Regions from separate parts of the Homo sapiens genome. Here region 1 is linked to region 2. A link is a contact called in ENCODE Hi-C or POLR2A ChIA-PET data. All regions are on one chromosome and are shown on one strand. The core of a region is the stretch at or near the end of the contact, and the rest is flanking DNA. Distances in the headings are between cores, read along the strand shown. Region 1 overlaps LINC00924 (long intergenic non-protein coding RNA 924). Region 2 overlaps LETR1 (lymphatic endothelial transcriptional regulator lncRNA 1).

Region 1 (3,924 bases), core at 708-3,207, 150 kb after region 2:
GATCAGATTCGCAGAGTGCTTACACTAAAGAGTTTTACGTTCCTCAAAGTCATCAGGAAAAGTGTGAATTAGCTGGCCCTGGAGCACCTGAGACAGACAAGCTGTCTACTCTTGCTCAGCTTTCTGTAAAAACAGGAAAACTGCCTTGTGGAAAGGTGAGTGTCCCCCTCTCCAGGAAGCCCTCTGTCTGCATGCCACCCTCCTTCATTTTGCCACACCCTGAGCTGCTTTTCTCCTGAGCTCCTCCACTTGTGTGTATTTCTCATTAAGACCCTCTCTCTCCCTCTCTCTCCCTCTCTCTCCCTCTCTCTCCCTCTCTCTCCTTCTCTCACTCTGCCTCCTTTTCTTTTTTTTTTTTCCTTTTTTATATTCCTCCACCCCCCCACTCTTTCTGTCAGTCTTGTCCGTTTCTATACCATTTCCATGGTAAGGTGTTCCCTGTCTCCTGTCCAGCCTGCGCTGGTCTGGCCACCTCCCTCTGCTCACTCACGGTCTCTTGCTAGTAGTGGTCTAAGGATGATGATCTAATTTAGAATTCTATGCTTTAGAAAAGAAACAGGATCGCTGGGTGTGGTGGTGCACACCTGCAGTCCCAGCTACTCAGGAAGCTGAGGCATGAGAATCACTTGAACCTGGGAAGCAGAGGCTGCAGTGAGCCAAGATCACACTGCTGCACTCCAGCCTGGGTGACAGAGCAAGATTCTGTCTCAAAAAAAAAAAAAAAAAAACGAGAAAGAAAATTAAAAAAAAAAAAGAAACGGTAAGAAAAGAGTACAATTTTTTTTCTCTCCCAGCACATCATAATTATAGCAAGTTATTTCTGTTAATCAGCTCACAGAACACAAACAAGTGGTTCAGGAGAGGCAAGGTGCGTTTGGCCATGAAAGGCCAGGGTTCACAAGGTATCCAGAGAGGGCTTTGTCAGGTCACACCATCAGACACATAACAGGGCAATTTCTCTTTCTTAGCCTTAACCCTCAGCTGGGAGTTAGTGTAGGGAAGGCCTTGCTCTTCACAAACACTCCAGGATAAGGCGATAAGAAGATTACAAGTAAAGCCTCTCTTTAGCTATTCCACATCTCCTGTCAGACAGAGCAAGTTAAATTACAGTGCAGGCCACAAATGCATTGATCATCCACTAGGCTTGTACTACCCAGGATTTTAAAGATCCATGCCAAGGATAAGTGACGTCATCCAGCAAAGTTTATTTTAGCAAGGAGGGTAAGCCAAGTGCAAGGAGGTGAGGTTCTGGGAGACGGCCCTAACTCTCCAATGCTGAGTTCAATTCATATGTAATCTTCATCAGTGAATATTTCCTTACAGCCCATGAGAGGTGTTGAGAGAACACATGGATGATACAGCCTGTGCTCTGAAATGACTTACATATGTCTCTCTCAGCCTCCAGCCCCTCCCTCATCTTATAAATCCAGTCTCAAAACACAGAATACATCCCTAAAAATGGCATATTTCCTACTTAGAATTACTTTGTAAGTGTTCATGATGAAGCATGGCCTAAGTCATATGAAATTTTAGATCCTCTATTCTTTATGCATAAAATGTAAAGTTTCTCTGTTCGGACACAATGTTCTCTTATAATAAGCTTCAGTTATCCCCTTTCAGCCCATAAAACACATCGTGTACTTTAACAAAGATATAAAATTCTTTAAATGATTTTGATAGTCCATTCATACAAAGAAGATAGGCCTTTTTGAGGCTATAACAAGAAAAAAAAAGATAAATCATTAGAAACACTTAAAAATTCTGTACATGACTCTCTTCTTTATTAAAAAGACCCATTGTAAATTGGAAAGTTCCGAAGTCTTTGTGGTGAGGGAGAATGAATTATAATGACATCACTGGGTCGTGAACTAGGCCCACTGGCTACTTTCCAGAATGAAATTGACTAGGAGAGATCAGATGAGCCCATTCGTAGCACAAGACATCTGGGAGGCAGCCAGGGAATCGAGGTTCAAGCCCCCTATTTAGGACACACTTCCTCTTCCTCTTCATCATCAAATACGATCGTGATTTCCCAGGCAAGGCAGCTAGCATAGCAATGCATTTCAATTCATATTCTAAAGAACACCCAAAAAGTTCTTTGTACTCATTCCTCAGTGAAAGACCTCATGAAAAATATTAACATGTCAACATCTGGCTGACACCTTTGGTACATTTTCATCATGTTGCTGATGGGAAGCATTTTGCCTTCAAATAAGCATAATTTGCCAGTCTTTTCCATCTCCTTTTTTGTCTCTCTCCCAGAGTAATAAATGGTGTCTGAAGCCCAAGAGAAACTCATTTCTGTTAACAGATCATTTGTAAACCTTTAAGGGCAGCTAGTGAGAAAGGGGCATTTTTTTTCTTCTGTCTTAACTTTCCTGGTTGTCTTTCTAAATGCAAAATGACACCTCATTCAACGCTTTCTGGTGTCATCTTAATCTCCCTTATTTTACACTTTCTACCTTTTTGATATTTGCTATAGACTGCATGGAGGCTTTTTACCTAATACTGTAATACCTATTATCTGAGGCATTTAGGTATATAGGCTCTTGCCAGCTAAGAATAATGCAGATCAATTGGATGTCAGCAGCCCAATAAAGTCAGATAGTTTATATATATATATATATATATATATTTTTTTTTCAGGGCGGAAAAAAAAGCTATTTCCCCACCTGACCTTACAGCCAGCACATTTCAATATTAATATATTTTATGCATGCATATGATAACGTTTTACTTTCCTTATGGTTCTGTGGGGAAGTCTCACTTCCCTCTGCAGAGGATTATTACCTATTCTGAGGGATTATGATTATAGATACTTACTAAGACAAGAATAATTGACCATAAAAAACCTTTTATATTCCCACAATTATTTTTGCATTGACTAAAAGTGTCAAGAAAATCTGATTTTATTAGCAGGCCTCTAATTTTGCCTTCATTTAATTTTTTATCTGGCTTTCTCCCCCCAATATGTTTTTAGTCTGAGATATCTGGCAGTTGTACAAAAGAACAATTTGTTACAGAACCTTTACCGAATGGAAGTTCTATAATCCAAGCATAACATGAAGCATCAAATAAAATAAAAATGTATGAGATCAGTAAAGGGGGCATGCTCCAAGGTAAGGAACCGATCTAGAGCCTAGAAAAAAAGAAGTTTAAATCAAAATGTGACTGCTCGGCTATGAAGTAAGTCTGTGGAACAAAGGGTCAAATGCAGTTTTGACCTTTCATTCCCCTCCACCCACCAATAGGTCAGATCCCGTCAGCACTGAGCCTATTTCCAGTAAGGAGCAAGAAGCAGAGCTATGTGTATTAAGAAGCAGTGTGGAAAACTCTAGAGGACACTTGAGGGGAAGAAGGAGAAAATACACTTGGTCTTCCGGAAGTAGGGATGGAGTGGGCAGAAGAAGTAGAAGTGACACGGTACCCATTTGACCCTTGAAAACAAAACCAGCTCTGGTAACCTCATTTGCTTCTTTCCCCGCCTCTGTCCCTCAAATATTAGAAACAAGACAAATCCAAGATCACAAATGGATATTGTGGTTAAAGGCATGACTGCAACTGGAAAGAACTCAGGCTAAAACAAGGAGGAAAAGTGTTCCACTTCTACTACTAATTGATAGAGGATTGTTGGCAACTCCCTTCTGGCACCAACATTCTGTTGATTCTAAACGTATTCCCTTTTCAGATGACAGATGATGCAGTGGAAAGGAGAAGTGGGAGTCATATAGTATCCATTTGGCCCCTGCAAACAAAACACATCCTGGTTAGCTCCTGTATATACATAGTGGGTCTTAACTTTTCAGATTTCCCTGAAATCAACAATGAGAACCTACAAAAAGGAAGAATCACTGGAACCTTATAGTCTGTCTCAAGACACCAATGAGGCACCTACAGGCGGGCCCAGTCATCTTCCCCAAGTGA
Region 2 (4,055 bases), core at 228-2,727:
ATAAGGCCAATTCATTAGAACAAGTGTTTGTTACTAAAACACACCACGCAGGACCACAGGGATCCGAGCCAGACAGCACGGCAATTAAAGTTGCCTCCCTTCCAAACGCAGGCGGCCCACCAACTCTCACCCACGAGTTCTGCTTTGTTTTCCTATTAGAAATGTGATTGAAGAATGCAAGTTCATAATTTGTTCATGCAGCAGAAGACTAGTAACTCTCTGGTTGCAACATCCTTTTATACACTTCAAATCAGAATTAAAAAAAAATTCAGGTTGCTTGTGTGTGTCCTTTCTGAAAGCGCAGGAGGAGCAAAACCTTTTGCTCTGGGAATCTACCTTGCTGCCTAGAAAACATTGCCTAGTTGCATTTGCAAAAACGCTCAGCGAGAGACCATCCTCCAAATATCTAAAATCACAGTAGTGGAGGGTTTTTAATTTTAAGCCCAGCGTTTACAGAAAACACACACACACACACACACACACACACACACACACACACACTCTCAGCCTGCAGTGACACCTTTTCCCTCCCCTTTGGTGCTCTGCGGAGCTTTGGAATGAGATTCATAGCGACTCAGGACTGTTGCTGGCAAGGAAAACCCCCTGCCTACCAGACAGAAAGAGGGGCGGGGAGGGCCATTGTGGCTTTCCCTCCTGCTCTCTTTTTAAGCCCAAATAATATTTGTACTTTGAGGGGAGGGTGCAAAAAAGGGATCAAGATATGAAGCAAGGCAGAACCCAAAAAGCGAGGGGGAGAAAAAAGCTCAAGGAGAGAGACCAGCTCTGGTCCGAGAAAGGGCCTACATCACAGGTTTCAAAAGCATCTTTTTTCAGTTTCACGAGCCACAACCCCCTTGATGAAAACTAGTTGCGAAATTCAGCGCCTGTTAGGCCTCAGCTAATTAGAAAAAATGGGCTTTTTTTCTTTTCCTTTCTTTCTTTAGCACCTTTTCTTTCAAGCATTTAGTCTCAGGAGGGGGATCCAGGCTCTTGGCCGGGCTGTTTTGAAAACACGCCTTTGAATGCGTCTCCCTAATTCACGCCTTTTGTTTTTCAGCTTTTGTGTTTGCCAGTTTGACCATATAACGTTATACATCTGGTGTATAGCTTGTTGGGGGCTTTTTTCTCCCAGGGTTCCTATGCATTCCCTATAGGACCCTCCTGAGCTTCAATTTGAGCGATCGTGTAACATAAAGGGGGTAAAGGAGAGCCTAGGAGGCTGGGGAGTGGGGGGAACGAGGGAGCAGGAGAGGGGAGGAGGCCTGGGGGAGACAGAGAGAGAAATGAGTGAAACATAAAAAAAAAAAAAGTTGAAAAGAATTCTTTTGCTCTCTTCTTTTCTTCTCACTGTTGCGACTGGACCCTGAGTCAGCCGGCGACAAGGCCTCGGTGGGAAAATGAAGGGGCCACAGAATAGATAACTCATTGGAATTCTGGCAACATATTCGTAAATAAAACAAAAGTGGGGCGGCGGACTGGGGGAGGGAGTGTGTTCCTGGGGAAGCGCAGAGCTGCACAGGGCAGGGCTAGGAGGACATTTCCAGGGCAGGCTCCCTGCCTTGCCTCTTGCAGGGGAAATCTAAGATGGTCAAAGGAAAGGAATCCAACGGTTTTGCCCAGGCTTGTTTAGCAAAGCTCTTGCAGCTGGAGCTGTTTATTATTGCAGCTAGGAAGATGCTCTTCCAAACACACTTCCCAAGCTGAGAGAGCTGAAATAATCTATCCTATTTCTTCAGAGCCTGCAGGGTCTGTGCCTCAGAAAGGGGTTTCTGTTAAAAGAGGAACATTCTTGAGCATGGTTATTCTTCCCCAGCTCCTCAAGAAGAGGCATCCCCCAGATTTAGTTTGCAGATATCTTTCCCAACTCTTACCTCCCATGCGCACTTTCGATAAAACAGCTTGGATACCGCTTCTTGGAATGATGATACTGATGTAAGTTTCTTGACTTAAAAGCTCCCAGTCTTCTAGTGGATTTGGTTGCTATTGGTGCTCATTGATGGGTAATCTTGTGGATGAGCTCTCATCTCAATTTCTCCATCTGCAAAATGGACATATCTTAATATCAAAGTCACAATTCTTAGTTTTCACATACCCGGATGGTTACTTTTGTAATGAGTCAATTTCATATTTTTGTTTAATATATACATAGTGTGTGTGTGTATCTGTGAGTACATAAAACCCATTATAAAGATATAGTGTATATTTTGGTGGTTGTGATTTTGTATGTCATCCAACTGCTCTAGAATAACTCTGCAAGTCTGATTTTGGCTGAAAGAAAACCTAGAATAAATAGGAAGACAATATGTTTGTGGCGGTTGTTTAAAGCTAATACCAGCAGCTTTTTCTTTTCTTTACTGCTGAACAATTTCAAAAGCAATACTAGGCATGAAAGCAAAACAAACTCATTTCAGTGCAAAGCTTATGAGTTATTTGTGTTTCCCTGAATTCAAGGAGGGGGTGGATGGGTAGGAAATTTGTTTTAAATATAGAAATGGGGAAAATACAACAAACTCCACAGAATATCTTGGAAGGTTCTGCAGCTTGAAGTGCAGAGTTTATTACAGATGTGATGTAACTTGTGGGTATAATTTTCAAAAATAGCTGAAGAATACACTGTGAGAAATCTTACCAAAAGTACCATTTTCCCCAATATATTTGTAACTCAAGTTACCAGCTGATTAACCCCTTGAAAAGAGTTTCTGTAGGTGGAAATCTATATCCCTGTCTGTTCTTAATCAATCCAGCCACATGACCAATAATGTGGATGCAAGGGTTAACACAATTAAATTAACAAATGTTTGGAAGGAAATGGTAAAATTGGTTTTTAAAAAGATGTTTAACAAAGACATTTTGCTGTTCCAATCAGACACATAATTACACAATAGGCTATTTTCAGGAATCTATTTTTTCCTAAATGTTAATCAGACCAGAAGAAAACGCCTGTTAGTCCACATTGGGATATGCTGTAATTCCCTTGGAAAAGTAACTTACCTTAGGGAAATATTTTACTTCCCAGAAAAAGACTGTTTATTTACTCTGAATTCTTTCCCTTGCAAGGTTGTTGTCTGGTTTTTGTTTTTGTTTAAACTGGTCTCAGAACATGGAGAAGTACGACCATCGTCAACTGAAACAAAAACAAAACAAAACAAAAAAACCATGGACTTGAGCTAAAATTCTTAAATGAATTGTTTAGCTTCAAAATGTAAAACTGTCCCAGCAAGAATGTCACAAAGTGTAAGCACAGAAGGATCTGTATTTTACTGAAAACATTCTTTATATAACACCCGGAGAACACGAAAAGAATGAGCCACCCTTACTTATATTACAATGTCTGTATTTATTATCTTTTCAAGTGTGCTTAACAAGTTGATACCATTTTCTAAAAGGTTTTTTAGTTTGAGACTCCTAACTCATACACCTGCTCTCTTAGGTCACAACTGTAAGTCCAGAAAAAGGTGTGCTTTATGTTTCTGTGAAAACTGGCTTTATTTCTAGTTATAAGGGAGGCTGAACTTTTAGGTAAACTTGGTGCCAGGTAGCAGCAGCAGGAGCAACGTGAAAAAGAAAAATGGCAGTTACCCACTTAAGAAAATAACATTCTGTTGATCGACAAACACCCTTTAAATTTTAGCTATTAACAGCTCTTACAGAAACAGGAACTGCCAATAACAAACTTGATTTCTAATGTCCCCAAGGTAATAATAATCCACTAATTTGACTATATCCCAGCTGGCCTATACAGCAGTTTCTATTTGTTTTTTGTTGTTGTTGTTGGTTTTTTTTTTTTTTTTTTTTTGCAGCAGGGAAGACTTATCTTTCTTTGGGAAAAAAAAAAGGTGGGGAGTGTGCTGTAAAGTTAAGAAGGAGTGTGGAGAGAAAACACATGGAAATTTAATGTGAAAGTTTCTTGTTGCAATAAAGCTGTTAGGTTTGGCATGTAGACTGTTATCAGATGGTTCCTTTGACATTACTTGAGCCTTTCAGTAAGTAAGACAAGCCTGAAGGATTAGGTTGTCAACTTCAGCCTGTCATCTTTGAGCAGAAAAAAAGAATTC

Evidence for each region. A loop is a pair of places that touch in the nucleus more often than their neighbours do. ChIA-PET counts read pairs that join two places held with the same protein, here RNA polymerase II (POLR2A). Pooled maps may share reads with other maps.
Region 1: a map of vagina shows a loop between it and region 2 (2.6-fold over the local background). The contact joins two enhancer-like sites. A Hi-C loop is called at or near these places in 3 of 168 maps with a recorded cell type or tissue (cardiac septum, naive thymus-derived CD4-positive, alpha-beta T cell and vagina) and 7 of 50 pooled maps. POLR2A ChIA-PET finds 5 or more read pairs at or near these places in 2 of 52 experiments (GM12878 and Panc1).

Annotation. Positions count from the first base shown.
Region 1 is chr15:95,439,014-95,442,937 of GRCh38, forward strand. The region is part of intron 1 of LINC00924 (long intergenic non-protein coding RNA 924); the gene reads left to right. Among named protein-coding and RNA genes, the nearest start is that of LINC00924, 7.9 kb to the left of the region's middle. Within about 2 kb of position 1,958, at least 2 of the 41 ENCODE cell types and tissues checked have a DNase peak (open chromatin) inside an H3K27ac peak, as active enhancers do.
Region 2 is chr15:95,286,431-95,290,485 of GRCh38, forward strand. It overlaps LETR1 (lymphatic endothelial transcriptional regulator lncRNA 1), which reads right to left. Exons shown (of 4, transcript NR_034095.1): 2 at 2,992-3,124; 3 at 1,872-2,038. Among named protein-coding and RNA genes, the nearest start is that of LETR1, 39 kb to the right of the region's middle. Within about 2 kb of position 1,478, at least 5 of the 41 ENCODE cell types and tissues checked have a DNase peak (open chromatin) inside an H3K27ac peak, as active enhancers do.